Regions from separate parts of the Homo sapiens genome. Here region 2 is linked to region 1. A link is a loop called in an ENCODE intact Hi-C map of the cell type or tissue named here. Cell type or tissue: PC-9. All regions are shown on one strand. Each heading gives the region's core, and the rest is flanking DNA. Links, peaks and the distances in the headings are about the cores only. Region 1 holds the start of LOC124903951 (a long non-coding RNA gene). Region 2 overlaps KCNJ12 (potassium inwardly rectifying channel subfamily J member 12).

Region 1 (15,084 bases), core at 4,323-12,322:
ATGGAATCTAATCTGATCTTCAGCAGATGTTGGCATTTCTTTAAGTACACATCTTCACTTCTGCAGTGCACTAACAGAGACTCAAGAATGACAAAGGGAAAAAAAAGGCAAAATTAGGAAAAAGGGAGACATTTTGTAGTTGATGTTGGATACACTGGATGGACTATCCATTTGATATACCTTCTCATTGATAGAATAGGAGACTTCAGGTTTCACAAAGGCAAATCGTGTTTCATGAGAAAAAGCAACAGAAAAATATCGATAATAAAAATATTTTAGTGTTTTATGAAGAACTGTATGTAGCTTGAATCTTTAATTAAATAAGTGTTTTCTTTTGCATGTAAAATAGAATTCAGCCTTTCCTAACTCAGGACAGCAATGGGCTGAAGACACTGCTGGGCCCATCCTGCCACCTGCTGGGAGGCCTTGTTCCCTCAAAAGCCTTGGTTTGGAAGGATGATTGGAAAATAGCTTTACACACCCACCCTTTATTGTGTTTTTATTCACAAAGCCTTAATATACCGCCATACTTCATGTAGTTGATTTTTCACATCTCTGATAAGTTTTTAAATGTCAGTATTCCTACTAAAGTCTCTCTCTCTGTCCTGTGTTCTATGTTCTAGGGTGTATGAAGAAAGGGCTTCAGCAGAAACAGAGGCTGAAGCCTGCGTGCTGGGGGCCGAGAGGCCAGAGGAGAATGTGATGAGACATAGAATTGGTAGTGCAGGAAGTTGGAAGATCAAGTACCGTGATGTTGGTGCTGGCTGCTTGTGTTAAACTGCCTAGGTTTTAATCTACGGTAATTTTCGCCCACCTGTGGGGCTCCCCTGGTGCCCCAGCTGTGATGGGGTAACTGAACTGCCACCAGGGCCAAGCTGTCAGTGGCCCAGGATCTGGCGCTTGGAAGAGTTCTGAGAAGCACCCCTGGATCAAATGAGGAGAAACAGACTTCATCCATACCTATTCCCATTGTATTTAAAGAAGTGAATATTCTCAGGGATTTCCACAGTTTTAAAAGTGTCTTTCAATTAAAACATTTAAAATAAAATAAGGTTGAGGTAACAACCAAGTTACACTTCTTCCAGCAGCACCCAGACAGCGAGAGCCCTCAGATTTTAGAATTTTAGAAGAGAAGATTGTGGCCATGTCTGGAATTCAAAGAAGAACCAGTGAGAAGAGCTAGATAGAACTGATGGATGCTGAAACATCTAATATTAAAATAGAAGGGCAACCCTAAATGATAATATAAAATTACAATATTAATGGTAGAGTAATTAAGGAAGCCATTAATGTTGAATTATGTATGTGTATGTTAAACCTATAAATTAAAATATCATGAACATTATACCATCTGTGCTGGTTTCAGTAATGCTGTTATAAAATAATTATTAAACTGTATGAATGACTTTTTATTAATATAAAATTATAAATTGCTATTGTCAAATAGAACTTTAAATTTGAATAAAAAGAATATATTATTACTAATATGTTAGACTTTGATAAAATATGAAATTTAAACAACATTTTAATAAAATGCTAAGTTTCCCAGTAATATTTATATGAAGTTATTTGAGATACTGTTTGTTCAACAAATAATGTGACAGTGTCTAGTGTTGGCACTGTTTGATTAAGTGGTGGAAAAATAAAACATTTGCAAGGAAATGGGTTATTTCAAGTTATATTTTAATGTCCTTTTATTTCCACATAATAAAATCTTTATGCTGGGCATGGTGACTCATGCCTGTAATCCCAGCATTTTGGGAGGCTGAGGCGAGAGGATCGCTTGAGCCCAGAAGTTCACGACTAGCTTGGGCAACATAATGAGACTCTGTGTCTACCAAACAATAAAAAATAAAAAATTACCCGGGCCTGGTGGTGCGTGTCTGTGGTCCCAGTTACACAGGAGGCTGAAGGAGGACTGCTTAAGCCCAGGAGGCAGAGGCTGTAGTGAGCCATGATCCTGCCGCTGCACTCCAGCCTGGGCAACAGAACAAGATCTTATGTCAACAATAAAATGAAACCAAAAAGTAAAATCATTATTATTCACTTGATATTCGTGAAGAAATTGTCAATATTGATTAATATCCTCATCTGAATTTTAAGTGATTCATATAATGGCAGACTGTAAATATATTACTTAGAGATAAAGAGGACTTTATTTAAATATTCAAGTTATTGTCAACTAGACTATTTTAATGTAAATCTTGTGGCTCATGTCATATGTTATTAATATTAACTTTAATTTTTATAATAATTGTGTGCATTTCAATGTATGCATTTCATTTTAGGTAATTTTGCAATTTTTTATTTTTATTTTTATCTTTTTAGAGATGATGGCTCACTATATTGCCCAGGCTGGTCTTGAACTCCCAGGCTCAAGCGATACTCCTACCGCAGTCTCCCAAAGTGCTGCTGCGAATACAGGCGTGAGCCACTGCGCCCGGCTCCGATTTTGCAATTTTAATTGTTCTGCAAAAGTTTCCTCTGAATATTCATCATTCTGCAGTGTGTGAATGAACACAGCCTGAAATGTTGAGAGACTTGAGATAGAGTTTAAAATATGGTGATTTTATTCCTCGTGTGTCTTCCAGGTGAGAATCCACACGTTATCACATGAACCAGTGATGTGTGTCATAAGGAAATTAAGAAACAAACCTATACTATTTTTGCTACCCTTATTCTCTGGAAAATGAACTGTAATAGATTTCTAGAATTAATTTTTGATGCTAAAAATATTATCATTCCAATTCAATAGTGAGAACAGCGCCGCGTTCTGTGCTACGCTAGGGGGAGCACCCACTTTGGTAATGAACATCGTTCCCTGTTCGTCTTTAGTGAATTAAGGGCCGGATGAGGAAGTGGGAAATAGGAGGAAGCTGTGCCTCCCCGGAGGAGCACGTGCCCTCAGAGCCATAAGGCAGGAGCAGAGGCTGCCTGAGTTTGCAGCGCGAGGCCAGGGGGCTTCCCTGGGACTCGGCGACCGCCCTGTGCGCTCGGACGCGCAGGCAAATCCCCGCTCCGCTGCGCCTGGTGTGCACGGAGCCCTCCTACTTGCTTCCTACGCCGCTTATCCGTTTATCTGCATCGTAAAAGCCAGCGTTACTTTGTTTTCGTTTCAACTACTTTTCCAGTGCCACGGGATTTCATGCAAAGTGCCTTAGACGGTAGAAATGCCTACTCCTCTCGTTTCCTTATTCCTGGAATGCGCTCACATGCGGCCACGTAGGGACCTGGGACGCTCAGCCCTTTCTGCGCCCTTGCCCTCTCCGGGGCGGCATCTGGCAAGGAGGGCGGCCCAACACCGCAAGCCTGATCCCAGGGGCTGACCTCTGGACGGTCTCAGGGACTGACTAGGGATGCGGCCGCGGGAGGGGGCAGCCGAGCGGGGAGAGGACTGGGGGAGGGGCGCGGGGTGTGCTCTTGGGGTAGGGCGGGGCAAGGGTGGCTTCGGGAGGGACTGGGAGGGGGCGGCCCTAAGAGAGCGGTTGGGCTCCCTGGCTGCCTGTACACTGGTGCTTTTTTCTTTGCTAACGCCCTGGATGTCACCAGCCCAGTTTGCTCATCTCGCCGGCAGCCCCACTGTGGTTCCGTTATTTTCTGAGAGATTTTCCCTTCCTTTCTCTTTTTGCCCTAGACCAGAACTGCGAGCAGACACCCCTAGCACCCCGGAAGATGGGCTATGGTCTCCGGCCACCTCCTGCCCGTTTCTCATTAAAGCTTGAGAAGGAGGAGGGTGGCTGTGTCCCAGGAGCTGGGTTGGCACCCTCAGTGAGGTTGTGGGGCTCTCGTGGAGAACACAAACCATCCCTCAGGACAGCAGCAGCAGGCAAGACCCCAGATGGTCCTGATCAAGACAAAGACAAGCCACTCCAGCATCCTGTCTGAATACAGACAGATGGGAGCATCTCTCAGGCCAGGAGTGCCAGCCGTGTCCCCTCCCAGCCCACATGGTGACTGCTGCTTTGGCCTTGGTGACAGCCTGTCCTGCCCTTGTCAGGCCTCCCGGGGGATGAGGTTTATGAAGCTTCCAGTGTATACCTACCTCCTCCTGCTTCCTGACAGTGCTCAACTCAGAGCCAGCCCCCTCTCCCGTTAGTCCACCCCTGGCCAGCTGGCACACACACACAGCCTGCGGCAAGGCTCTTCCAAGCCTCTCACTGCACCCTCCACAGCGCCATGGCATATTCTTGCAGAATGGAACAGTAAATCCAGCTGTAGTTTAACAACAGGTGTGTCTCTGGTAGGCACACTAGGCAGCGGCTCATTGGCCTGTATTTAAAATATGAACATGTGCATGACTGCAAAGGCCTAGATCCTCACTTTTTCCTACAAACCAGAATTGCTGTTCTCAAAGTTTAAACCACATTTGCAATACATGAGATCGATCCACAGCCTGAGTGGAAGGAGCCACATGCAGGGGATAGGGGGCCAGGCCACCCTTGGGCAGAGAATGTGGGTGCATGGAGAGGGTGTGTGGGGCAGGAAGGATCCCTGAGTGTTTCGAGCAAAGAGTGTGTGATCCTGCCTGCCCTTGGTGCCGTCCACTGGGGCTGGTCAGTGAGGCCGAGTCCATCATGGTGGTGGGGACACATGGCAAAACTAGAAGCCCTGGGGGAGCTGGGGGAAGGGAGCAGGCACCCATTATGCTGCCGTTGCAGTTTTCTATAAGTTCTATAATTATTTCAAAATAAAATATTTTAAAATGACCATGTCCCTAAAGGAGGGATAATAGTAAGCCTCACAATAGAGATTAGTCTGTACTCAGACCCACTTCAGCTCCAGCTGTGAAGCTTCTTCTGCTCTCCGATTCCAGAGCCTGATGGTGTTAAGGAGGCCCCTGTGGATGTTACAGCGATGTGGATGTTATGCTACAGACATCACAGTAATGACACTTTGGAGTCTCGGGTGATTTCCCCATTCTGTGCAGGCGGCAGGATTTTCCATTTCCCTTTTCCCACATGAGCCCTTCCCCTACTGGGTATCTTGAGACTGACCACCCTTTGCCCCAGGCTGGAAGCCACAGAGAAGGCCATCTACTTGGGTTTCTCCCTTCCATGGAGCCTCCCTGCTTCTGTTCATCACCTGGGTCCCTCTCAAAGACCACAGAAGCTGCTCTCAGGTCTAATTTTCCATCTTGATTGTGCCAACAGTGAGTTTCACACATGTATGTTTCAGGCAGAGAGACGCTTGCACAGAGTGTGGGGATACCCTTGGTGGCTCTTTCCCCTCCGGGATTCTTCCTTCTTTCTTCTTCTTCCTCCTCTTCTCCCTCCCCTCCTCTCCTTCTCCCTCCCTCCCCTCCCCTCTTCTCCTTCTCTCTCTCCCTTCCCTCCCCTCTCCCTCTCTTCCCCTCCCCCTCCCCTTCCTATTTGTCACCCAGGCTGAAGTAGCGAAATGACAGCTCACTGCAGCCTTGAACTCCTGGCCTCAAGTAATCCACCCGCCTCAGCCTCATGAGTAGCTGTGACTACAGGTGTGCGCCACCACTCCCGGCTACATTTTTATTTTTTGTAGAGATGGAACCTTGCTCTGTTGCCCAGGGTGGCCTCAGTCCCTCTGGGATGCTACTGGGGAGTTACAGTGTCTCTGGGGCACAAGGGATTGACTTGATCATGACTGCCATTCCCCAGATGGTGACCCAGGTGCTTGAGAAGCTCATGCCTTTCCGGGCCCATCTCAGAGGCAGTGGGGATGATCATCAAGGGTCTTCCTTGTGACTGATGGGGAGCAGCCATTCAGGGGCCCTGGTGGGGGCCCTGGCAGGGCACGGCCTGCCACACCATTCCAAAGGTTCAGATTGTGACCTGCACACTGCAGGTGTCCCTTGTCCATCCCTACAGGGAAGAGTATGGCCATCTCCATTAGGCAGTGCCTTGGGTGTCCAGATGGCTTCCAGGGGTGACACTGCAGGTCTGAGAGAACTTGGATTGGAGAAAGGAACTGGAGGGATGGAGCAAGATTGGGCTCATAGGCTCAGCATCCCCAGGGAGCTGTGGTGACATGAGCCCAAGTGGGAATAGGTGTCTCTGCCGCTGTGGGAGTCCCAAGTTGGTGCCTGGGGAGGGCAGGGCTGAGGGGTTGCTGGGAGGTGAGTGTTGAGAGGCCTAGGAGGCCACGTCCATGAATGGGTCTGGAGACCTGGGGGGCTGGGTCTGAGGGAACGGGAGCAGGTATAACCGAGGGAGCTGGTGGGAGGACTCCAGCCCAGCTGTTCAGGGGAGCCCTGAGTCACTTTGGGGGTGTGAGGAGAGTGGAGGAAGTGGATGGTCCTGGTGCCTCAGGTGAGGGGGCGGGCTGCAGGGGGCCAGCCTTGTGAAATGCAGATCAACTTGGAGGTGAGCTCGGGAGCATGCAGGTGAGGACCCAAGAGACCGGGGGGTGCTGGGGCAGGTGGGGCAGAGAGACCAAAGACTGAGGCCCAGCAGGACCTGGGGTAGAGAAGAGAGGGTATAGGGAGGAAAAAGGGGGCAGCTTCACCAACTCATCAACTAAGGGATGGTTGGGGTGGGCCAGGAGCTAAGCAGGGGGTGGGGTGATGGGGGAGATGGAGCCCTCACGGGGCAGCGGGGCCCTGGGCACTGGTTTATGTATGAACAGGTGGGCAAGTCCTCTAGAGTCGTGGAAAGTAAACATGAAACCCACAACTGCACACACGTCGTCCCTCGTTTTTGTCATGGCGTTAATCTCCAAGTGGCTTTGGTTCTTCCCCAGGCACAGAATGAAGCGACCCAGGTCATCACTGTCCTGGAGCTGCCCCTGCCTACTTTGACTTTTCTTCTTGGCCTGTATCTATGTCTGACACACACCAGTTAGTTTACGTGTAGGTCCATATGTTTATTGCGGCACTATTCACAATAGCAAAGACTTGGAACCAACCCAAATGTCCATCAATAACAGAGTAGATTAAGAAAATGTGGCATATATACACCACGGAATACTATGCAGCCATAAAAAAGATGAATTCATGTCCATTGCAGGGACATGGATTAAACTGGAAACCATCTTTCTCAGCAAACTATCACAAGGACAGAAAACCAAACACCGCATGTTCTCACTCATAAGTGGGAACTGAACAATGAGAACACTTGGACACAGGGCGGGGAACATCACACACCAGGGCCAGTAGGGGAGGTGGGGGAGTGGGGGAGGGAAAGCATTAGGAGAAATACCTAATGTAAATGACGAGTTTATGGGTGCAGCAAGCCAACATGGCACATGTATACCTATGTAACAAACCTGCACGTTGTGCACCTGTACCCTAGAACTTAAAGTATACAAAAAAAATTTACCTGTAGATCAAGCCAGGGATGTGAACTCTGGGCCGGTCCTGCACTGAGCGACTCCTTGATCCTGGACCAGGTCTCCTCCCGCAGGCGCCTGGCCCCGCCCCTCCCCTCAGTCGCCGGGCCCCGCCCCTCCCCGCAGGCGCCTGGCCCTGCCCGGCCCGGTCCCGCCCACATCAGAAAGCTCAGAGCAGGCTGCGGGCAGTTCCCGGGTTAGTCAGCAGGGGGCGCGTGAGGCGGCCTGGCCTGGCGGCTCCAGCTGAAATCAGCACAGCAGGAGGGAGGGTGACAGTGCCCTCCTATGCAGGTCAAACTACTAACAAATGATGTGGCTGGAGAATACTTGACAGCACGATGACTAAACACGTCAGTATAAAATGAGATCATGAAGCATGCTGTGCCCAGCTCTGCGGTTAGTTCACAGTATTTTACAAAGCGTCGTTTCCAAACGCTCAGGAAACACCAGCTACCTATAATAACGCGTGACACGCACCTTCTTCAACACTCAGCACAGCTCTGCAATAATGGCCCAGCCTGATCTTCACGTTGGAGGTGAGGACACAGGCCCTGGAGGATTCAAGTGGCAAGGTCACAGAAGTGGTCACAGGGGACCACAGCCCCCCCTGCCTGGACTGCCCTAGGCTCTGGATCTGTAACCCCTGGCTTGCTCCCCATTCGCCTGCCTGACCACAGCTCCGAGGCCTCTGAAAAGCCTGGCAAGGTGAGCGGAAGGTCCCTGTGGTGTCGCCCCCAGGGCAGGGATGGGCCATGGAGCTTAGTTGAGGGGGAGGAGCTGGTACCTGCTGGAGGAAGCGCAGCCCTGGAGAGGGTGCCTCTCTGCCCTCACCCCGGTGGTGTGGAGTTGGAGAGCCTTGACTGCGGGGGCTGGGGAAGGTGGGCAGGCCCAGGGCAGTGGGGGAGCCGCCTGCTCAGCAGGAGGGCCAGAGGGAGGAGTGAGCTGTGTGCAGGGATGGTGGGCAGCAGGCAGGGGCAGGCACAGGAAGTAGGGCGCTGAGCTGAGGTGGTCCAACTCAGGAGCTGGGGAGGAAGGGAGCATGGAGGGGAGATGGGGGAAACTGGGCAGGTGCAGAGAGGGAGGGCGGGGAACTGAGGAGAAGACAGAGCAGGGGAAGTGAGGGAAGGGGAAGAAAGCACAGGAGCAGAGGGAGACTGGAAAGGAAACCCGGATGGCTCTCAGGGCAGGGAAGAAGGAGGGGATGGGAGCTGAGGGACATGGAGCCAACTGAGATGACGTAGGGAGGGCGGGGATGGCTGGGAGGGATGGCCTTAGCAGGAGAGGGCAGGGGACTGCGGGAGGGTGGAGAGGTCAACAGAGGCTGAAGGAAAGGGGGAGGGGAGCATGTTGGAGGAGATGGAACTGGAGAGCGAAGAAGGGAAGGGCATGAATGAAGGGGAGGGAGGCGGGAGAGGTCAGGTGCATCCAAGGGAGGTGAGGAGAGGGGAAGGGAGGTAAACTGAGGCAGGGACATGGACAGAGGGGATGGGAAGTGAGTTTATCAGGGGAGTCAGAGTGAGGAGAGGAAGGGAAGGACTGGAATGGAGGGTGAAGATGGAGTGTGAGTGGAGGTGAAGTGGGGAAGGGGGAACCAGTAGGGGCTTTGCATGGGAGGGGACATGAGTGAGGGAGAGGAGGGAGGTACAAAGAACTGGGGAAAGGGAGTAAGATAGAGGCCACAGGGGCTCAGGAGGAAGGGGAGGTCCCAGAATGGAGGGAAGAATCTTGGAAGAGCTGCAGTGGGTCTGTGTGTGTGTGTGGCGGGGAGCAGGAGGGAACATGTGCCTGAGACTGTGCTGCTTCTTGAAGAGGTGACAGAGACAACACCCTTAACAGAGCATTTTTCCTCCCCATCAGCCCGGTCACCTGGTCACCCTATGACCCCACACCCTGCAGCTGCACTGAGCTTCACTGACCTTGGGTGGGGATGCCTCCTGAGGGCTCTTTCTGTTGTTCTCGCATCTCTCCAGCCACATATTAAAGTGACTCAGACCATTTTGACGACCCTCCATTCCATGTTGTAGGTGACACTGGTTATCCATGTCCAAATCTCTTCTTCCCCAGCCGTTTGGTGTTTGGTGGATTAGAACAGCCCATGTCTGAAACCCTAGTCAGGGAGTTCACTACTTTTGACATCACGAAGAAAAATGTTGCCAAAGACTGAAAAATAACCATACCCTGTTGCTGGATCTCTCTTGCCTCATCCCTTTACCTAATAAGCAGGAGTTGGTTACATCCTTAGTTCATAACCAAAGACACTTAGAGAGAAACACCGACTGTATTTGCACAAACTTTGAGAATCGATCCATAGAAAAACGCAGAGATCAAGATTTCTAACTCGTAGGGAAAAAACTTCTGTTTTTCTAGCAATGATAAGACATTTCAATTTTAAATTTTCTCCTGTGTACATATAATTAAAATTAATGTCATGTAGAAAGCACGCAGCACTGAATTTCTGGGACCGCTAAATCACATTTGGTGCCACTTGCCTTATATTTTCATGACAACATACACAGACACCTCCATTATCTGTAAACCCAACCGTTCACACATCTGAACAGGGAAGAAGCCTCCTTTACTCTAAGAAGCTCACCCCTAGCTCTCCATGCCTGGATGGCAGATGCTCGTGGGGCTGTTGTGTTTGGCTTCGAGGTCCATGGACTCCAAGGATGTTACAGATTTTTAGTCTCTGGTCTCCACTGTTGGTTATGCTATGAGATTTTACTATGGACCCAATGGACTGCTTCTCTAGGGGCACACTCCTCGGTGCTTTTGGAATCGCCCATGTCCCCAGAGAATCCATGTCTTGGGTATTTCCTATCCATGGTCCAGTCGTCCTGGAAGACTGCAGAGCCTCCTCACCATGGCCCCATGCGGGGATGCCAGGAGAGGGCACTTGCCTCCGTGCTCCAAATCCTGAAATCTACTTTTGCACTGATGCTTTTTCCCTTTCCAGCACTGTATCCCGTGTCTTTGACATCCCTATGGCAGCTGGGTGAGATGTGTCATCAGTCACAGGTGCACTGGGAATGATGCTGACTTGCCAGCTCTAGAGGGTCGTCAGAGGTGGATTCTGGGTCAACACCCTTTTCAGGTGGAAGGAATTGTTCTTCACTTTTCAAATCTTATTCAGGTATATCAGGATCTTTTTATTGTGAACTTTGACTTTTTCTTATTTTGAGTGGCTTAAAATATTACTATTTTAAAGAAACTATGGATAATTTTCACTTTCTTGCCCAAGATAAAGATAATTCTATGAAGCAATGAAAGATCCAACAGTGTTAATAATAGATACCAATAACAGTTAAGATACTGTGCTGTTCACTAAAAAAGATGGGCATGGAGGTCAAAGGAAATAGCATTTGTCTGGGAAACAAAGAATTGCAACTCAGGTACAGTGAGTCAGGGCAGCCCTGAAGAGTGTCCTGTAAGGCAAGCACAGGAAACATTTTTGAATCGAGGATTTCCACAAAAAGTTATTTTTAAAGGCAGTTGATTTGTTGGGCAGGAATCCTAAGTTGCAAACTCGTTCTGATTCGTCAGTTAACGAGGCTACTCCCAGCTGAAAGATGCTGAAGGCTGGTGGACACTGGCTTCAGTTGTTTATCCAAGTCTACTGGAACATTCTGTGGCTTGACCTTTAGCGGATGTGAGTGCCTCTCCTGCTTCCATTTTAGAAAGCCGGAGGCTTAGTTAATTCATTTTTTTCACAGTATAAATATGCAAAGTTTAAAGAGTTGATGGAGCCATATATGAAAGACATTTATTATTAAGCATGAAATTTATAATATTTTAATCATTAAATTGTATATGTTCACATAATCAGAAGTAAAATATCTAACGATTAAAATTCCCAACAGATTAAAAGTGCCCAACAGATACCAGGATATCAGATAGCTCAGCCTTAATTTTCATCTGTATCTTCAGCTGTAACATAGATCAAAAGGGCTAAGAAATGAAAAAAGTTGGTGTCATGTTTGCTCTCCTCCTGCTATGTCTTCTCATGCATGTTCTAAACAGTAAAAGCACTAGAATGTTTTAAAGAAGGGCAAAGATACAGAAAAAAATCAATATCCTATAATAGGTAATGAGCACAGCATGTTTAACAGACAATTCTGTAACTTACATTAAACACATCAGCTAAGCAGTTACTATGAAATTCCAATACACGGATAAAGAATATGAACAAGGAAAGGACTGGGTGACTTCCCAAACATCTCCAGTAAACACATAGGAGGAATCCAGAGACGCACTACATCCAATCCAGTCACTGTGCTAGGTGGCTACGTTCTATTTGGCACATGTTTATAAATGTGCTGTCTCAACATTATACTAAAATTATTTTAATTTGTAGAATGATGGGATATTTTTGACATCTTGCCTATGAACATTCAAGTATTGGTCCCACAAATATTTTTAGTACTCATCTTGCCATTATACACAATCGATGAGATCCATGCTTAGCCACACAGCACGAATGGAGTAGTATGTACCTTCCCTAGCCTTGATTTCATTCTATGTATAAAAAAAGATGATTTATTACATGCCATGATGCTTCCCAATAATAGTAGTGAAAATTTATGAACAATTTACTCATTATCTTAACACTGCATGTGAGGTAATAAATGACCAGCTTCAATAGTTAAGTGGATGTAACATGTACAAAAATGAGTATCTTATCACACTGAATATTTAGCTTAAAATTTAGAAAATAGTCATAAGTGACTATACTGTAGTTATCACTACAGAGAATCTAAACTCCTTTTGAGGTGTAACATTTGTTTTCCTTTCATAATACTTCAAATCAATGAACCTAAAACATGTTACTATGCCTGGAGTTCCAGAACACTTCAGCTCCCAGTGATCGTCAATAGTATCTACACACTAAGCTCTTTAAAAACTGAGTTCCGACTCTATCACAAGAGGGGGTCTGCAGGCTCAGCCTGGGGAGAGTCTGTGAATGAAGGATGTTTTTGCTACACCCATAGCACATAGGAGCGCCTTCTAGGTGTTCAGGATTGTCCTAACAGTTGGAAACAGCGCCGTGTGGGGCTTGGAAACTATGAGCTGCGCCTCTGGGCCTGGGATCCTGACGTCTAAATGAAGTTGAACTGGAAGGCTGCTAGATCCTCTTCTAGCTATGCCTCCTTATGCAGCTGTTGTGAAAATGGGATGGCTTCATGGGCGTAAAACACTTTGCACAGTAGTTAGTGCCCAACAGATATCAGGAGCCACTATTATCATTATTATCCCAAACCATCTTCAGCCACCCAGGGTGAGTGAAGGTTCACACCAGGGCTGTCCAGGAACGTGCAGGGTGGTCATTGGTTAGAGAATATCAGGAACTGGTTAGATCCAGGGCTGGGGTAAGAGAGGGAGGAACAGATGGCTGCATTTGTTTTCTGCTGCTATGTAACCAATTGCCACACAAGCAGCAGCTTCAGAAACCTTCCTGGAGGCCCTCCGCACAGCGGCACCGCGGCACAGCGGCACAGCACAGGAGGAGGCCTCTTCAGGGCCTGCAGGAGACTGTCTGCCTTGCATCACGCTGACCCCCTCTGCTTCTGACCTCCAGCCCACTTTTTTTTTCTTTTTTCTTTTCTTTTATTTTTTTTGAGACAGGGTCTTGCTCTGTTGCCCGGGCTGGAGTGCAGTGGTGCAATCACAGCTCACTGCAGCCTCAACCTCCCTGAGCTCAGGTGATTCTCCCACGTCAGCCTCCCATGTAGCTGGGACTATAGGCGTGCAACCACCACTCCCGTCTAATTTTTGTATTTTTTGTAGAGATGGGGTCAAGTGATCCTGGGCACAAGTGAACCTCCTGCCTTGGCCTCTCAAAGTGCTAAGATTACAGGCGTGAGCCACCACACCCAGCCTCCAGCCCTTCTTTGAAAGGGCTCACCTGATTAGGCCAGGCCTCTCCAGGAAAATCTCCTTTTTGATGACCTTACAGTAGACTGATTAGGGGTTGTAATTACATCTTCAAACCCCACTAACTGCAACGTAAAGTCATGTAACTTGGGGAGTGAGATCCCAAAGTATTCAGAGGTCCAGGCCACCCTGGCAAAGTGGATTCTATATACAGGGCTGTTCCCCAGGGGGCAGAATCTTGAGGGCCAGTTTAAGATTCTCCCTCCCACTCAGCCTGAGGTGCTAAGGTGCAGGTAAGAACAGCTCAGCTGAGACAGAAAGCACAGGAGGGAAGAGACAAGATCCAGGCAGGCCCCGAGTTCAGGGCAGGGCTGGGCTGTGTGCCCACAGGGCCTGTGAGAACCTCACAAGGAAGTGGGGCCACAGATGGGCACCCCAGCTCTTCACCCCACTTCCTCCCTGCGTTGGCCATGTGGCCATGGGATCCTCTAGACTATGAACCTCTTCTCTGAAAACATGACTAAGGTGCCACAAAATCAGGCTCCTAGAGGCGCCCGGCAGTGACTGATTTGCTGAGCTTCCCCTCCTCCCTTTTTCTCCCTCATGCCTCCATGTCTTGCTTCCCCCGGCCCCCACTTCCCCCAGCTGTTTAGTTGATCTTTTCCTGGCCCGACCTCGACACCCCTTATCTCATGGCCCTGTCACGCCCATGTCCCTTGTCACCTCACTTCCGTGCCTTATTTCCTCTGAACGGGGTTTGTCCCTTGAACGGTGGCCCATGGCCCCCACCCCCTCACTGTTTCCTTGTCCCTACCCCCCAAAACGTTGGACTCAGTTCTGGGGGGACTAGATCCCCTGCTCCTCACCCAGACTCACCAGGGCCCTTTGACCTCTCCACGTCTCTCTTCCCAGCCCCCTCTTTAGTCAAGGCCTACCCGAGACCTCTGGACGCGGCCCTGGCCCTGCGCTCAGCGTCTCCCAGGGTCCCTGCTCCCAAGTCCCCGCTCCCCCGCAGCCTGGACGCCTCCCCAGGCTCTGCCATCGCTCGGCGGCCTCGCTGCCCCAAGTCTTCGTGGCTCAGCACTCTCTGCACCCCGCAACCCCAGCCTTCCACCACTTCTCCGAGCGCGTACCCGCCTCCCCGCCTGCCAGACTGAGGAACGCCGAGCCTGCAGGTGGGAAACAGAACCGGATGCGCGCCTTAACAGTTGTCCGTTTAGCAGGAGGTTTTGAGCTCCCGCGAGCTTCTTCCTAAATTCCAGCCACGCGAAATTTCCTGCCGGGCGGCTTGTTCCCAGTTCCCGCTGCCCGGGCCCCTGCCTCCTCCCGCTCAGGGCTCCGCGTGGAGAGAGGGTCGTTCCGCACTCGCCCCAGGGGCCGGCGGGCGGCTGGGGATTCCAGCCGCTTCACCCCGCTCCAGGCAGCTAAAAGCCACTGTGGGGGGAGGTGGGGGATGAAACCTCCAGGAGCAGGAAGGAGCAGGAGGGGCCCACCCGGCTGCACGGGGTAGAACCTGACACTCCGTACACCAGCGAGTGGAAACACGACTTAGGAAACTGACAGACAACATTTTCAAGGTTGAAATAAGAGGAAAAATAGAGTAGATCTGGGATATCAGGGAGGAAAGCGGAGGGAAACGGTCCAAGGGCAAGGGTCAGGGCAGAGGCTGCAACGGGAAACTCTGACGCCCAGGAGGGCAGGAACATATAGGAAGGGAGACTGATATGTGTGAGGAATATGACCTCGAAGGAACCGGTCACCAGCAGCCCCCATGCTACCTGAAAACACCGTTCCTGGAACTCCGCACCGCGCTCACTAAGACCCTGCTCCCTCCATGGCAGGGTCCTCCCAGGAGCACACCGGTCTGCCGCTCACCTGGACTCAGGCCCCAGGGAGGACCTTCCCTGCCCTCCA
Region 2 (15,084 bases), core at 2,865-10,864, 56 kb before region 1:
AGCCCAGGAGTTCAAGGCTACAGTGAGCTCTGATCAAGCCACTGCACTCCAGCCTAGGCGACACAGCAAGATCCTAAAGAAAAAAAAAAAAAAAAAAAAACGGCGCACAGTGACTCATGCCTGTAATCCCAGCATTTTGGGAGGCCAAAGCAGGTGGATCACTCGAGGCCAGGAGTTCGAGAGCAACCTGGCTGACATGGCAAAACCTCGTCTCTACTAAAAATACAAAAATTAGCCGGGCATAGTGAAACCCACCTCTGGGAGGCTGAGGCAGGAGAGTTGCTTGCACCCGGGATGCGGACGTTGCAGTGAGCCGAGATCGCACCACTACACTCCAGAGCGAGACTTCTTCTCAAAAAAAAAAAAAAAAAAAAAAAAAAGAAAGAAAAAAGAAAAAAAGGAAATAATGGACGTGATGATAACAGGGATAGTGATATAATATTTCTCTATGCCAAGCATGGCTCTAAGCTCTTTATGAAGTCATTAATCCTCATGACAATCACATCATATTGCCCCCATGTTACAGATAGGGAAACTGATGCCAGAGAGGTGAAATGACCTGCCCAAGGTCTTACCACGACTGAGTGGCAGAGGTCAGGTAGAGGTTGTGCACTGGCCTGGGGAGAGGGGAAGAGTATTTGGGGTTCAGCTGAGGCAGAGGAGTGGCTGGAGCCCCTCTACTTGGTGGGCAGGGCCATTTCCAGAGCATGTCCTGCTGTGCCCTGCCTGCCCTGCTGTGTGGCTCAGGCATGGCCTGCCCTCTCTGGGCTCTGAGCCTCTGCAGCCAGCCCAGGATGTCCTCGGGCTTCTCGGCTGGGCCACAGCCCTGCTGTACCTGGGTCCCTGCCAGGCTTGTTATGGTGGCTGCCCTGGGCCCCCGGGCGCAGGCAGGGGCCAGGGGTCATTCCAAGGTGCCAGCTGCCCTGGCCTTGGGGTTGGCATGGGGGTGAGGGGCTGGCTGGGCTCTCGAGAACTTGCTGAGGCTAGAGCTGAGTGCTACATGCACCTGGACTCCTTGCTTTTCCTACAACCTTGAGAAATCCTCAGCTAACAGGCAGGGAAACTGAGGCTCAGAGAAGGGCAGCCGGGAATCTGAGATGACACAGCCAGGAAGTCACCGAGCCAGCTCGCCGCAAAGCCCTGCTTCCCACTTTGCAGACGACGTTGATGACCACCACAGCTTCTACTTGCCTGGTGCTTTGCTGTGCACAGGTCCTGCCAGGCAGCAAGCCCTGGCATGCCCATCCCAGTCCTCCAAGGGGCTGTCAGTGCCCATCTGACAAATGAGGACACCGAGGCTCAGAGAGACATCCCCGTGCCTGGCCGGGGTTCTAGCCAGCTTGGTTCGCACCGGTCTCAGGAGCCAGTGGTTATGGGATGCCCGGTGTGGGTATCAGCCCCGTGTTGATGGGGAGGGCCGTCTTGGTTGGGGTGAGGGGCCCCTCCTCTGTGAGGATGACGACAAGAGGATGTGATTCAAGGGCTCTTCACAGTGGTCACTGTCCTAACCACTGGACCCCTGGAGTCACCAGAGCCGGCCAAGCTGGGCCTCCACCCAGCATCCAGGGGTGGGGCTAAGGCATCAGGTTTGGGGCCCACCGTGGCTATGGCCTCAGGTAGCCGTGGGGACGGACTGTGCAGAGCCTCCCAGGGAGGCTTCCTGGATGCACGCAGGTGTTTGGGAGGCTCTGGCCGGGGGTCATCGTTCAAGGGGGTCTCCCAGGGCACAGATTGGAGCACACTGTCCATCAAGGTCATCTGCCTGGCCTCCATTCCTAGCTGTGTGACCCTGGGCAAGTGTGTTTAGCTCTCTGGGCCTCAGTTTCCTCATATGTGAAACAGAGATCCTCATAGGGATGCTTGGGGACTGAATTTGGGAGGGCAGATGCTTGGCAGTAAAGGCATGGGCTTGTTCCCCAGCTCTGCCTCTTATAGGCTGTTTGGCCTTGGGTAAGAAACTTCATTTCTCTGGAGCTTAGTTTCCTCATCCGTCCAATGGGGATAATAGCAGACTCTTCCCTGCAGAGCTTTCTCAGGGCGCAGTGAGGCAGTCAAGGTAACATCCCTGTAGCTGCGATCACAGCTCCTGCTGCAGGCTCTCGAGCAAGGGCCACCCCAAAGAACGCAGGAGGCCTCAGCTTCTCTTGCCTGAGATCGCTGCCGTGTGGGGCTTCAGCGCCCGGCTGCCTGTGGGGAGCGGATCACCGGCGGTTTCATCCCCGTGCACTCTTGTCTGATGAAATATAAATAGCACGCGATGTTTTCGAGCAAGGCTAGGGAAGCGTCTGTGGGTCGTCCTCCCGCCCGGCAGAGGCTGATGAGCTGGCCTGGGGACGGGAAGGAGATGGGAGCTCCTGAATAAATCATCGTGGGAGCTGGGCTAATGCACTGGCCACGGGCAGCGTGTGCAATTAGTGTGTTAATTGTCCAGAGAGGATGACTTTGTGAGGGTGTGGCCCAGAGTCCACTGGTTTGCAGAGTGCCTGATGTCTGGGATGCCTGCCCCCACGACTCTGGGAAAGGACCCCAAGCCGGAGAATCAGCCAGTGCGGCCTGACTCAGGGCCTCATACTCTGCCCTGCGGCCTCCAGCTCCCCTGGCAGCCCTCAGCTGGGGCTGACAGCGCACAGCAGGGATTAGCAAGTGGACCAGGAGCAGAGCCTGGGGGCCGAGACTTGCCCCCTCTCACCCCTCCCTTCTCCTTTTCTTCTTTCAGCCTCTTTGTGCTCAGTGGTTTGGTTTTGTTTTTTGCCTTTGAACCAAGGCTGTCCCAGACTTAGCTTCTCTTGCCCCGTTGCCAAGGTGACCAGACCATCCCTGCCACCCTGCAGCCACTGCCAGGGCTGGGTGAGGGACATAGCCCTGGACGTGTGTGTATGTGTGTGTGTGTGTGTGTGTGTGTGTGTCCATGCCTGTGTACATATGTGTACAAGAGCAGACACACAGAGATCCCCAGGTCGATAGCCCCACACAAATGTGGGCATGGATTCATCGTTTGAGGAAGAACGCAGGCCCGAGTCTGTGTGCATGCTGGAGGCACACGCAGGTGGACTGCACACACCCATGTGTGCCCATGCAGGAGCTCCCTGGTCATACCCCACACTTCTCTGGTACCCGAGGCCCTGCCCAGTGCCTCCTCTGGCCACTGGAGCCTTCTGCATGTGCAGCCGAGGGAATGAATGCGTCCTCCCCTGCCTGGCAGCCCCCGTGGCCAGCAGCATCCCGAGGCCAGGCCAGACCTCTACGGCCCCCACTGCCCACAGCATGCTGGGCCATCCCTCCAATGGGCTTCCTTGCTGGGGATAACTCTGAGGCGTGTTCTATGCCCAGGAGGCTGGAGCCCAGGTATCCTCAGCGGTGACCTGCTCATCTATGCAGTCATTTTTGGCTGCCGTCCTGTCCCCATCTCATGTCCCCACTCCCTTCCTGGTGCTTCCCGCTGTCACCTGCAAAGTAAACTCCCTACTCCCAAATCCTTGACTCAAGATCTGTTTCTGGGGAAAGGACTAGAATAGAACACACCCTTATCCTAGGTCGTGTATCGGTGTACACATGTGACATGTTGCCAGCAAAGATGCGTTTACAGAGCTGTGGTGTGAGAGCAGGCATGTGCTAGCATGTATCATGTGTGTGGTGTGCATAGCACATAGCACTGTATGCTGGACCTGTTCTGGGTACTGTGCATAGACTAACATCTGCTGGACCAGGGAGGCAGAATGATTAGGCCCATTCCACAGATGTGGAAACTGAGGCAAGGATGAATCCATAAATGTGTGCCTTAGGGGTGGAGCCCTGGCAGGAGCTGGGACCCACCCTAGGAGGTGAGAATTTGTGCACCCCCTCAGCATTGCTGCACTACCCACCCCAAGCCCTGCAGATGCTGGCAGGAGGCTGGAGGTGGAAGCGGCTGCATTCATCTTCAGACCCCATGGAGCGAAGCTGCCGTCCCCCATGCCTGCTTCTGGCCTTGCACCCCAGCGACTGTGTGCATGCGCCCTTCCCAGGATGCCTGGCCCCCAGATGCTGGCCGATCATGTGGCCTTTGGGCTCTGGATTCCCTCTCTGAGCTTATTTCTTCGTCTTGGGGCAAGGATAGTCCCCAGCGTGTCTCCTGGGGTTGTCAAGAGATGCACAAAATAGGTCCTTTCTTCCTGCTCCAGGCATGAGAAAGCATTTCCTGGCCATCTCAGTGGCCACCCACCTGCTTTCTGAGCAGACATTGCTGGTCACACCTCTGCTCTGGGACAAATGTCCTGCTAGATCCCAGCTCAGAGAAAGACCATAGCTCCAGGTCAGTACAGCACAGCAGGGGCCAAACAGGGGCCAGACACCAGGGCCCTACCCCACCACTCCTGGGTCCCATAGCCCCTGCCTCCTCACAGCACCAATTAGCTGCCACCAAAGGAATGGGAGAGAGGCAGGCAAGAGCCACATAGTCAGGGAAGGCTTCCTGGAGGAGGTGGTCCAAGCCAGACTTGGAGTGACTGTGGTGTCTCCTAGAGACACCAGGGCCAACGTGCGTGGTCAAATCCTAGGTCTCTATTTCCACAGCCCTGGAAGTCCTGAATTTCTATCCCAGCTTTGCCATGGACTGGCTGCGTGTCCCTAGGCACAGCACTCATCCTATCCGAGCCCCAGTTTCTTGCCTCTATCAAAAGAAACTGGTGTGAATGGAAGTGGCATGTGTCACAGTGACGAGTGTTCCTGACGCACAGCAGTTGCGCAGTCCCAGTTTACTGGGGTTGGAAAGCGTGTGTGGCAGTAAGAGGTCCGTGCAAAGCGGTATGGGGTCAGAACAGCCTCTGTGGGGCCCCGCTCGCTACCGTCTAGCTGTGGGGTGCCTGAGTCTCCTCACTGTGAAATCAGGCCATGCAGAGCCACCTGCTACCTAGTACTAGAGGGAGTGCAGGAAAAAGTGCAGCCAGTGCTTCCAGACCCTTCCCTGTGGCCTGAAGGGCTCCCCACCCCACCTGGGTGGGCTGCACATGCAAAGGCCACCTGGGGGTGGGGAGCAAGCTCCTGGCCTCTGAGCGGCCTGCCCCACCCTGTCCCCTTCAGAGCTCATTTCCCTGCCCCTCCCTCCTGTCTCCTCACACCCTGCCTTGTGTCCTGGGCTGGGGACTCTGCTCTTGTTTCCAGCCCTGTTGACCCTCAGCTGGCCTCGACTCCCTCCTCCCGGGTGGTCACACAGTCCCTCCTGTAGCCGGAATCTCCTGTGTTTCTCCGGTTTCTCCTGGAATGTCTGTCTCCCCCGATCTGTGAGGAGCCGGGCACAGGGCTGACCACCCTTTTCATGCTACACCCCGCACAGAGCCTCAAACGGGTTTGGTGCTCAGGAAAGACTTGTTTATGGAATGAACGGGGAATGAACAAGTGGCTGGATGGGTGGGCGAGGGGCCAGGCTGCCCTGTCCTTTCCCGACAAGGCCCTGGCCCTGAGCTGGCAGGTGCTCAGCCCTTCTCCCTCTGATCCAGCGTGCTGAGCTGTTCGTGTGCTAGGGATGCCTTTGACATCCTCCTTCTCAGAATAACACTTTTGAGTGCAAGAGAGAACCCATATAGGGCCACAGAGGAAACCAGAAATAAGTGTTGCAGTACTTATCAAAACATTCTTTTAAAATGTGTGATCTAGTAATTAGCATGCTGTTGCTTATGAGCGCCCTAACTAGCAAGACCCGGTGGCAGCCGTCCTACTGACTCCATGGGAGCAGGGAGGAGAGCTGTGCAGCTCCAGCGGTCTGCATTGCTATAGGGCCTGGGGTGAGCCCAGGCTCGGTGTGTCCAGCATACATTTCACAGAGAGGTTGAAGGCGGGGAAGTTGATGATTTTTCCCCCATCAAGTTCACAAAGCCCTGGCTTCTGTCCTTGGGCTCTGCGGCAGGACCTCCGGGAACCTGCTCCACTGTCTCGGGGACTGCAAAGCCTGCCCCTGCTTTGCCCGGCCCCCTTGCCTTGCCCCCAGGGTCCTTGGGCAGCCCTCCTGGGGGTCTGGGGACCAAGGAAGGGCATCCCGACTGTGACCTGAGCTTTAGTTTCCCAGCCATGGTAGGGGAGAAGTGGTCGGGGTTGGCTGCATCCCCAGGCCCTCACACCTGGCTGTTGTGTGTGAAATGCCCAGGCCAGGCATTGTGAGTCCCCAAGCAAGGCCATAGAGCAGAGAGGATTTCCCATCACCCCCAGGCTCGGCTGGAACCCTCCTGCTGGCCTGGCAGAAAGCTGACATTTCCTGCCCTGTGGGCCGAGCTCAGAGCTCAGCAGGGGTCAGAGAGTGACAGCCATGCTTTCTTCCTGCAGGGGCCACCCTGCTGTGAGCAGTTCATAAGGGAGGAAGGTGGAGACGCCCTGTTCCCAAGCTATGGGGCCTCTCATTTGACAAATGGGGAAACTGAGGCCCAGAGGGGACAGGGAAGGGGTGGTCCCATGGTGAGCTGAAGCTGGAGTGGCCTTGGGTGGGCTGCAGTGCTGCCTGCCGTCTTGTGATTCAGACTTTAAGGACTCTAGAGCACTCTTGGGGCACAGGGACAGAATCCTAGTTCCCAATCCCTTAACTTCCCCCAGGGACCTGGTTCTGTGCTGAGGCCCCTCAACGCAGTCAGACCCAGGTTCTACCCTCAGGAGACCCTTGGCCTGGTGGACTCAGAAAGACCGGCTGCACCCAGCATGGTCTGGTCCAGGACAGAGGGAAGCACAAGGGGTGGGGCTTGGAAAGGGGTGTTGAAGGATGCATAGGAGTTTGAGGGAGAATGGGGAAGAGAGGGCCTTGGGTAGTGTCTGGCATGCAGCTTCCTCTGAGCGCCATCGACGAAGAGGTGCTCCCATCTGCCCAGCGTGCTGCGCGTCCTCGGCCAAGTCCCCTCCCTTTCTGAGCTGTGTGCTTCTGTCTCGCCATCCATCTGCTGTCCCTGCCTCCCTTTCCCCCACCTCCCTGGCACACTCACTTCAGCCCCGCTGCCCTCCCCTGGCCTCAGCCTCAAGGCCTTTGTGGCTACAGTTCCCACTTGAAGGAGTACCCTCTTCCCTCATTCTCTTCTCACTAGCTCTCCAGATGTCACCTACTCAGGCAGTCTTCCCTGACCTCTGGAATAGTCTCCACCCGTCTCTGGATTTACTCAAGTTCTTTTTTTTTCCTCAGCCTGTTTTTTTTTGGTCTGTCTTGCCCCAGCAGCATGTGGGCCCCCAGGCATGATGTCAGCACATAGTAGAGGCTGGGCAGACGCCGCTGAGCGTGTGAGTCAATGCTGAGTGTGATTCTGGCAGCAGTGCCAGGCCGTGGCGCGCTCACAGATCTGAACTGTAAATGGGGCCTGGGGCAGAGCGATAGGCTTTCTGGAAGGCCTACCCTATTTTCCTGGACTCTACATCTCTGAGGTCAGCCTCCTGCCCATGGTAGGGTGAACCCCAGAGCCCTGAGAGTCTGTCAGGCCCTCCCAGGGAATCTTCTGTACCTGAAATAAGGCCAGATTTACAAAATAAAAGAAGGAAGCTAAGAAAGCAACTGTAACGTGCTCCCCTACAGAGAGCAGACAGGTTATGGGGGGCTGAGGCCCTAATCCTGGCTGGCCCTTTGTGAAGAAATAAATGCACCCCTCAAGCTGGGGACTTCCTTGCTGGGAGCAAGGCAGGCCTGGAGGGCTCACTGAGGGGTTGGTGGCTGGATTACAGAGGGACTGAGGCAGGACACCTGGGTGCTAGGCCCAGCTCTGGCTCAGACTGGTGACCTTGGGCATGGCTCCTCTCTGTGCCTCATTTCCTCCTCTCAAAGAAGCTTGGGCCACCCCACCTGGGACTTCTGTGATGCAGTGAGCAGAAGCCAAGTACTGGGTCCTAGGGGCTCAAGAAACATGCTAGGAGTACTCACGGAGGAGCAAGGGACTTGGGGAAATCATGGAAGACTTCATGGAGGAGGCATCCTTTGAGCTTGGAGGATGCATTGCATTCTGAGAGGCAGAGAAAGGCATTTCATGGTGAGGGGCGAGCTCTGGCTGAGGCTCTGAGGTGTGGGACATTCCAGAGACATTGGAAGCCCAACCCTAGCTCTCTGCTCATTCCTACTGTGTCCTTTTTTCTTATTGATTCATAAGAACTCTTTATATATTAAGCACATGGGTCCGATTTAAACAAACACATTATTTTTCTTTTATTTTACTTACGATTGGTTTTGACAACATCATACATATTTTTATGTTGGCAAATTTCCCAGCCTTTCCTTTGGTGGTCTTTCTGGTCCCAGGATGCTTCTTGTGTCCTTACCTTGTGTCCTTGCTCTCCTGTGCACATGCTGGCTGCTCAGGACATGTCTGAGACTCAAATTAAGTTGAAGCTGGAAAATTTACAGCTGTATGAAAATCAGAAGCCAGGGTGCCTTTGCTGACCTGTGCCTCCCGCTGGGGTTCCTGCCCATCATTCCTTCTTGCTTGGAGTGGGGTCCAGCTGAGGCCCTAAAGGGGCCTGTGACTCTCTGCAGGGTGAGGCAGAGGCTCATAGCTGTGATGAAGGGAGAGGGTGGGAGGACAGGGAGTTCCCAGCTGGCCAGTCTCCATGTATTCACTCATGGAAACCCCATTGCAACCACATGAGATAGGTGCTATGATTAGTTCCATTTTATAGGTGAGAAAACTGCGGTTCAGAGAGGTTATGTGGCTTGCCCAAGGCCACACAGGAAGGGATGGAGACAGGATTTGAATTCATGCCTTGTTGCCCCAGAACTCTTATAGTTTCAAGCTCTCTTATGGCCCTTGGGCTCCCCATTGCCTTTGGGATCAAGTCTAGGCTCATTAATATGACATCCGAGGCCTCCTGGGGTGATGCCTCGGCCTCTGTGCCTGCACACGCTGAGCTTCCCTGATATGATGGTGGCAAGGCTGTGCCCATCTCTTCACACCTTCCCCACAAACCCCGAATAGTTTAGATCCTGGAATGGAGGGCTGGCAGGGCTTCTGTGGAGTAGCTGGGCCAGCCCCCTGGTTTGCACACAGTCAGGGTGGGTCTTGCCCAAGGCCTAGTGCCTGGAGAGTGAAGCTGGAATCTGCACCAAGACTGCAGGACTCTGGTGCTCCTAGCTGTGTCACTGTGCTATGGTTGGTCTCAGGCGGGGTTCTCTCCCCTGCTGCTCGCTGCTGCCTCCCCACTGGCAGATACTCCTCTAGGAAGCACCCCTCCTGCCACTGGGTTAGACACCTCGCCTGGGCTCCCGAGGGCCCAGCGAGTTGTGACTGCTGACTTCTCACCGTCTGCCCTGTGAGGCAGGGTGCCCCATGAAGGCAGGCGCCCAATGCTTCCTCTTCAAGTCCTCGGTGCCCAGTGAGGACTTGAAGAGGGAGACCCAGAGAGGGACAGAGCCCTGCTCCAGGTCACACAGCAAGTTGGGGCAGAGCCAGGAGTCCTAGAAGGGCCCCAAGACCCTCCAGGTCTCCCCTGTTCCTAGGACTTAACGGAGCCCAGGGATGGGGCAGTGTCTGCGATGGCCACCCCAGCAGAGGGCACTACTGTAGGGCCTCTGTTCTCTGCTTCTCCCAGGGGCCTGGGGCCAAGGACACCCTCTCTCCCTCCTGCCCCCACCCTCTGTGAAGAAGGATGTTCTCAAGATAGAAATACCGTCAGAAACATTCCCTGGTGTTTGGTGTGACTGTCGTCCACTCTGTGGGGCCAGAACCTTCTGACCTGGCCTCACCTCAGGGCTTAAGGGTGGACGTTTGCCTTTTCTGGCCGCTTGGTGCAGCCTCTTTCTGGGGTCCATATGTCCAGCCCCCATCTTTACGCCACGGAATGTGAGGGGTCAGTGTCACTCAAGGTTCCTGCAGCTTCCACTTTCTGAGCATCCTCTGTGGGCCGGGCGCATCCCGAGCATGGAACAGCGAGGCAGATCCTGCCCTTGTGCGTTTTGTGGCTCCTTGCGGGCCAGGGGGGCTTCTGAGGACATCCAGCAGGCCACAGGGAGGCTTGGGCACAGCCAGCTTTCCGTCCTGTTGGGAAGCCTGTTTCTGCTTTCAGTGCCCACGTGGTGTCAGGAACGCCGGTCACAGTGAACGCCTGCAGGACCCACACTGCTGCATCGTCTCTGTGGGACAGATACTGAAGCCAGGGCTTGGCTTACCCTTGTGACAGTCTCCCGAGGTGTGTGGGGTCTCCTCATTTTGCAGATGGGGAGTTTCAGGCCCCAGTGAGCTGGGGGGCTGCCAGGCCTCTCCAGGGAGGGTGACAGCTGCCACCTCCCAGAGACCCGCTGGGGCGAGGCCCAGTGCCCGGACTGCAGCTTCGTCACCACCTTCAATTTCATGGCACACCCTCTGAGAGGCCTGGCAGGCGACACCAGCCTCGTTTTTCAGAGGAAGCTGAGCCTCAGGAAGGGGAAGTGCCTTGCCCTGTTCCGTGGGGGATTTCAGCCCCAGCCTCAGCCCAGGCCCTGCCCTCCCCTGCGGGACGCTGTGGGCCAGCCCGGCCTGTTGGCCCTCAGTCGTGGTCATGGGGAAGCACTGCCCCTGCAGCCCACCTCCCCATCCAGGATTGTGACCATAACCCCGGGAAGCATTTGTGGGACTTGGCGGGGTGAGCTCACATGGCGGCTGCTGTGGCCCCTGCAGGTGGCGGGAGCTCTGGCCAGGGCATGTGGAAGGCTGGCTCCTGTTTGCAGGGTCCTGCCCTGCACTGTGACTTCAGGAAAGTCTCTTCTCTGCTCTACGTCTCAGTACCCCTGTGTAGAATAGAGCTAATTTTGCCTTCCTCCTAGATAAGAACAAATCCAGCTGGATTTGTGGTCTGGGGAATGCCCCTTCCAGGTAGTAGGGAGTGAGGGACGAGGTTGGGAGAGCCTGCTGCAAGCCAGGTGACCAGCAGGACGTGGATAGGGGCTGCTGCCCACACTTCTGGCCCCCACCCCTGCTTGGCTTCCCATGGCCCTGTGGCAATATCCGACCTTCGCTGCTCAGAGTTCCAGCTCCAGGTGACTGGGCAGGTGACTTAGCTTCTCTCAGCCTCAGTTTTCCTATCTGTCCAGAGGGGAGAATTGTCCCTCCTCCAAGGCAGGGCTGTGAGCATCGGGATGACTGCAGCCAGCTGCCAAGCATGCAGGGCTTGCACAGTGTTGGCCCACTCGGGGAAGGGGGTGGACCCAAGTCCCTGCCGTGGAGGTCCCCAGCTGTGTGATGTTGGCTTGTGACAGAACCTCTCTGAACCTCTGCAGCTCATCCACCTGTCCATCCATCCACCCATCCATCTCTGAACCTCTGTGTCCCCATCAGTTTTGAGGATGGAATGGCTGAGAGAGGCAAAGTGTAGGCCTGTGGCTTCTGCTCCCAGAATGATGAGGGATGGGGAAGAAGGGGCTGGGGATTGGGGGACTTGGAGGGTGAAGAGGGACTGAAGGGCCACTAGAGACCAGGCAGGCCATCCCATTTCAGAACAAGCTGAGAGAGGGGAAGTGACTCACTCAAGGTCACACAGCTTATGAGGGGCAGAGCTGGGATTTGAATCTAGGTCTGTGTGCCTCTAAACCACTGTCACCTGTCCCAGGAGGCTAATGAGGTGGGGGTGACTTACCAACATTTGCCTTAATTCCAGCCAGAAAAACCAGTGTGACAAACCAGCCTTGGCTGTAACCTTGGAAAGGGCAGGCCCCATGAACTCCCTGGCTGGGAGGTGCGGAGGTGAGAAGCATGTCAGGTGGCTCACCGTGGAGATCCTCAGAGCCCCTTCCCACCAACCTCTTCTCTGATTCTCACGGCACACTGGATAGGAAGGCAGGGGGATCCCTTTGACAGGTGGGGAAATTGCATCTTTGGGATTGCAGGGACCATGTAGGATGTATGTGTACCCAAGGCAAATCTCTGGCAAATTACTGATGTGTGCCCATCCACGTAGTTAGCCATGTGCCCACCTGCTCATCCATCTAGTCATCTATCCTACTCGCCCAAACACCCTATCCATCCATCTACCCACTCATCACCCACCCTCACACCCATCCACCCATCCATCTATCCATCTACCCACCCATCCACCCACCCATCCATTCACCCATCTATCCATCCATCCACCCTTCCATCCCTCTATCCATTCATTTCTCTACCCACCCATACACTCATCCACCTGTCCATCTATCCACCCATCCACTCATCCACTCATTCACTCCACCCATCCATCACCCAACATTCCATCCATCCATCCATCCATGCACCCATCACCCATTCATCCATTAATCTGTTCATCCACCCACTCAACCATATACCCACCCATCCACCCAGCCATCCCTCTATCCATTCACTTCTTCACTCACCCATCCACTCATTCACTCACCCATCCATCCACCCAATCATCTGCCCATCCATCCATCCCATTCGTCTATCCATCCATCCACCCACCCATTACCCATCCATCCATCCACCCATCCATCCATCCATCCACCCATTCACCCACCTATCCCTCCATTCATTCATCTACCCATCCACTCAGTCACCCACCCATCTACCCTTCTGTTCATCCATCCATCCAATCATCTACTTTCACACTTATCCATCCATCTATCCAACCATCCATCCATCCATCCATTCATCCATCCATCCATCCATCCATCCATCCTATTATCCATTCATCCACTCATCCATTCACCCATTCATCCACTCATCCATCCTTCCTCCATACAGCCATCCACCCTCACACCCAACCACTCATTCACCCATCCATCCATCCACCCACCCATGTATTCATTCATCCATCTACCCACTCATCCATTTATCCATCCACCTACCCATTCATCCCTGCATTCATTTATCCACCCACCCATCCATCATCCATCCATCCATCCATCCATCCATCCACCCATTCATTCATCCACCCACCCAGCTATTCACAACTGGCTCCAAGGTTGGCGTTGGGAAGGCTCTGCAGGTGGTGGCTGGGAGTACAGGCTGAGGGCCTGAATTCCTTTGTGACAGTGGGAGAATTACCACATTAACTACTTCTCTGGAATAGTAACAACAATAGTTCCAACCTTGTGTAATTGTGAGGATTATGTGAGATGATGTATGTAAAATGCCTACTATAGTGTCTGGCATGCAATAGGCACTCAATAATTGTCAGCGGTCATTTTTCTCTGACACCCCATCTTGTTCTGCTCTTCTCTGGTTCTGGATGGTTGCTATGCTGTGAAGGTGTGGGGCATCAAAGGTGCAGGCCAGAGGCCCTTCCACCTCCTGTGGGGCCCTGGGGAAGTGAGCAGAAATGTGGTTTCATGTGGTTATGTCTTACTTGTGAGCCCCTCTGAGAAGAGCAGCACCGCCTGCAGTAACTTGGCTTTACTCTTTTAACTTTAGGATGTTCTAGTGACTGGATCCTTTCCAGTTGGTGCCTGGGAAATGGCAGCCACTACTAATTCAGCCTTGAAGACAGTACCGTGCCCACTCAGCACCATTACATAGAAGATAGAACTCAAGAGGTAAGAGTGAAGTCATTGACATGCTCTTGTGCATCTAGGCATTCCTTCCACCAGACTCTCATCTGTACATCCTTCACCCCTCCACCCACCATGCCATCCTTTCATCACCCATTCCCCCACCCATTTATCTGCTCAGCCTTCCATCCACCCACCCATGCCTCCACCCCTCCATCCATCCCCTCGCCCATGCCATCCGTTCCTCACCCATTCCCCCACCCATTCATCTGCTCAACCATCCATCCACCCATCCTTCCACCCACCTAGCCAGTCCATCTATCTGGTCACCCCTATCGTCCACCCACCCATCTGTCAACCCGATTTATCCACCCATCTGCCTGACCACCCACCTGTTGATTCAATCACTGTTCCACCCATCTCCTCATCCATCCCATTCAGCTGCTTAGTCCTTCACCCTTCATCTGGCTGGAGCGCATTTCCTGGGTGCCCCTCTTTGCTATACCTGCATCAGCCTCTCTAGGCCTCTGAGCTTGGTCAGAGATGGGGCCTGGGCAAGATCAACTCTCACACAAGGTGGGAAGTAGCTTCTGGCCTGAACGGGAAAAGCCCAGTGCTAGAGGATCCTAAAGGGGGCCAGGGGAGGAGGAGGAGGTGGAGGAGGCAGAGGAGAAGGCGGCTCAGTATTGTGGGGCAGAAGGAGGAGGAGGAAGAGCAGGAGGAGACTTGGTGTGGGGCATCCAGGAGGGGAGGCCAGGGTTCAAGAGCCTTTGCTGTGGAGAGGCTACTGGAGACCCTATGAGGAAGGCCCAGGAGACAAAGGTTCCAGCGCAAGTAGTTTCCTGGGAGGTGATCCCAGGAAATAAGGAAATGAGGTGAGAAAGAGAAGGAAGTGATAAAGGGCATGTCATTGATACAGTTACTGCTGGGGCACTGGAGCCGACTCCCGCTGGGGAGGCCAGGGAAGCAGTGCCCCTCCCAGGGGCAGCTTGCTGGGGCCCAGCCACCTGCTCCCATCAGTCACTGACTGAAAGCTGTCCTGGCAGCATCAGCTCCTCAGCCTGCCCTCTGAATGGCAGAGCGTGCCCATGGCTAGAGAGAGCTTTTGGGCAGAGAGACACTGTGGTTGGTGTAGGAATTGAGACAGGTGGGCCTGAGGTGGTAAGGGCCTAGGATATCAGTGGGGCACCCACCACCCCATGCCCTGCACACAGTGATGTGTTGCTGCTGCCTCTCTCCTCAGGCCTAGCCTGCATTTGGCATAGGAAGCCGTCATGGCATTGGACCCAAATGTTTGAGGGCCATGGGTTAGCTTCGTGGACAGAGGTCAGCTGAGTCTCTGGTGGGGAGGTTTGGCCTGGAAAGGGGATTGGGTGTAAGAGGTCATCATCTTCTTCCCAGATTATGAGACATAGGAATGCCACCCACCACTCTCCCTCTCCCCTCCACACCAGCCTGGGTTCTCCCCCATCCAGCCAAGCTTCCTCACTGCCCCCAGGGTGCCCAACACGTCTTTGCCTCCCACTCCTGGCTCTGGCAGTGTCCCCCAGGAGTGCCCCTCCTGGCTGCCTGTGCCCAGCCTAGCCTTGATGTGGTCCTATACCCTGGGCAGGGCCTGCCATGAGGGAGAGCCCCTAACCCTGCAGCCAGCCCTGCCTCTCACACCCTATGTGACGGAGCAAGGGCACCGGCTCAGAGCCTCA

The links. Peaks named below come from ENCODE experiments on the same cell type or tissue, not always from the same donor. Only the 100,000 strongest peaks of a DNase experiment are listed, where the experiment ranks them.
Region 2: it touches region 1 in a loop (3-fold over the local background); 5 of 110 quality-filtered maps call a loop at or near these places.

Annotation. Positions count from the first base shown.
Region 1 is chr17:21,449,697-21,464,780 of GRCh38, forward strand. LOC124903951 (a long non-coding RNA gene) reads left to right here and starts at 7,499. Exons shown (of 2, transcript XR_007065664.1): 1 at 7,499-8,004; 2 at 9,157-9,296. RefSeq lists a silencer at 7,339-7,418 and enhancers at 13,943-14,496, 14,497-15,050, 15,051-15,084. In PC-9, for the core only: a CTCF peak has its summit at 7,540 (motif pointing right); a DNase peak (open chromatin) is centred at 7,635; H3K27me3 peaks cover 1,397 bases.
Region 2 is chr17:21,395,215-21,410,298 of GRCh38, forward strand. KCNJ12 (potassium inwardly rectifying channel subfamily J member 12) reads left to right here. Exons shown (of 3, transcript NM_021012.5): 2 at 13,305-13,426. Among named protein-coding and RNA genes, the nearest start is that of KCNJ12, 26 kb to the left of the region's middle. RefSeq lists enhancers at 2,113-2,712, 4,461-5,438, 5,439-6,416, 9,025-9,524, 9,932-10,432 and 1 more. In PC-9, for the core only: no CTCF peak of the experiment used is centred there; a DNase peak (open chromatin) is centred at 7,207; H3K27ac peaks cover 1,041 bases.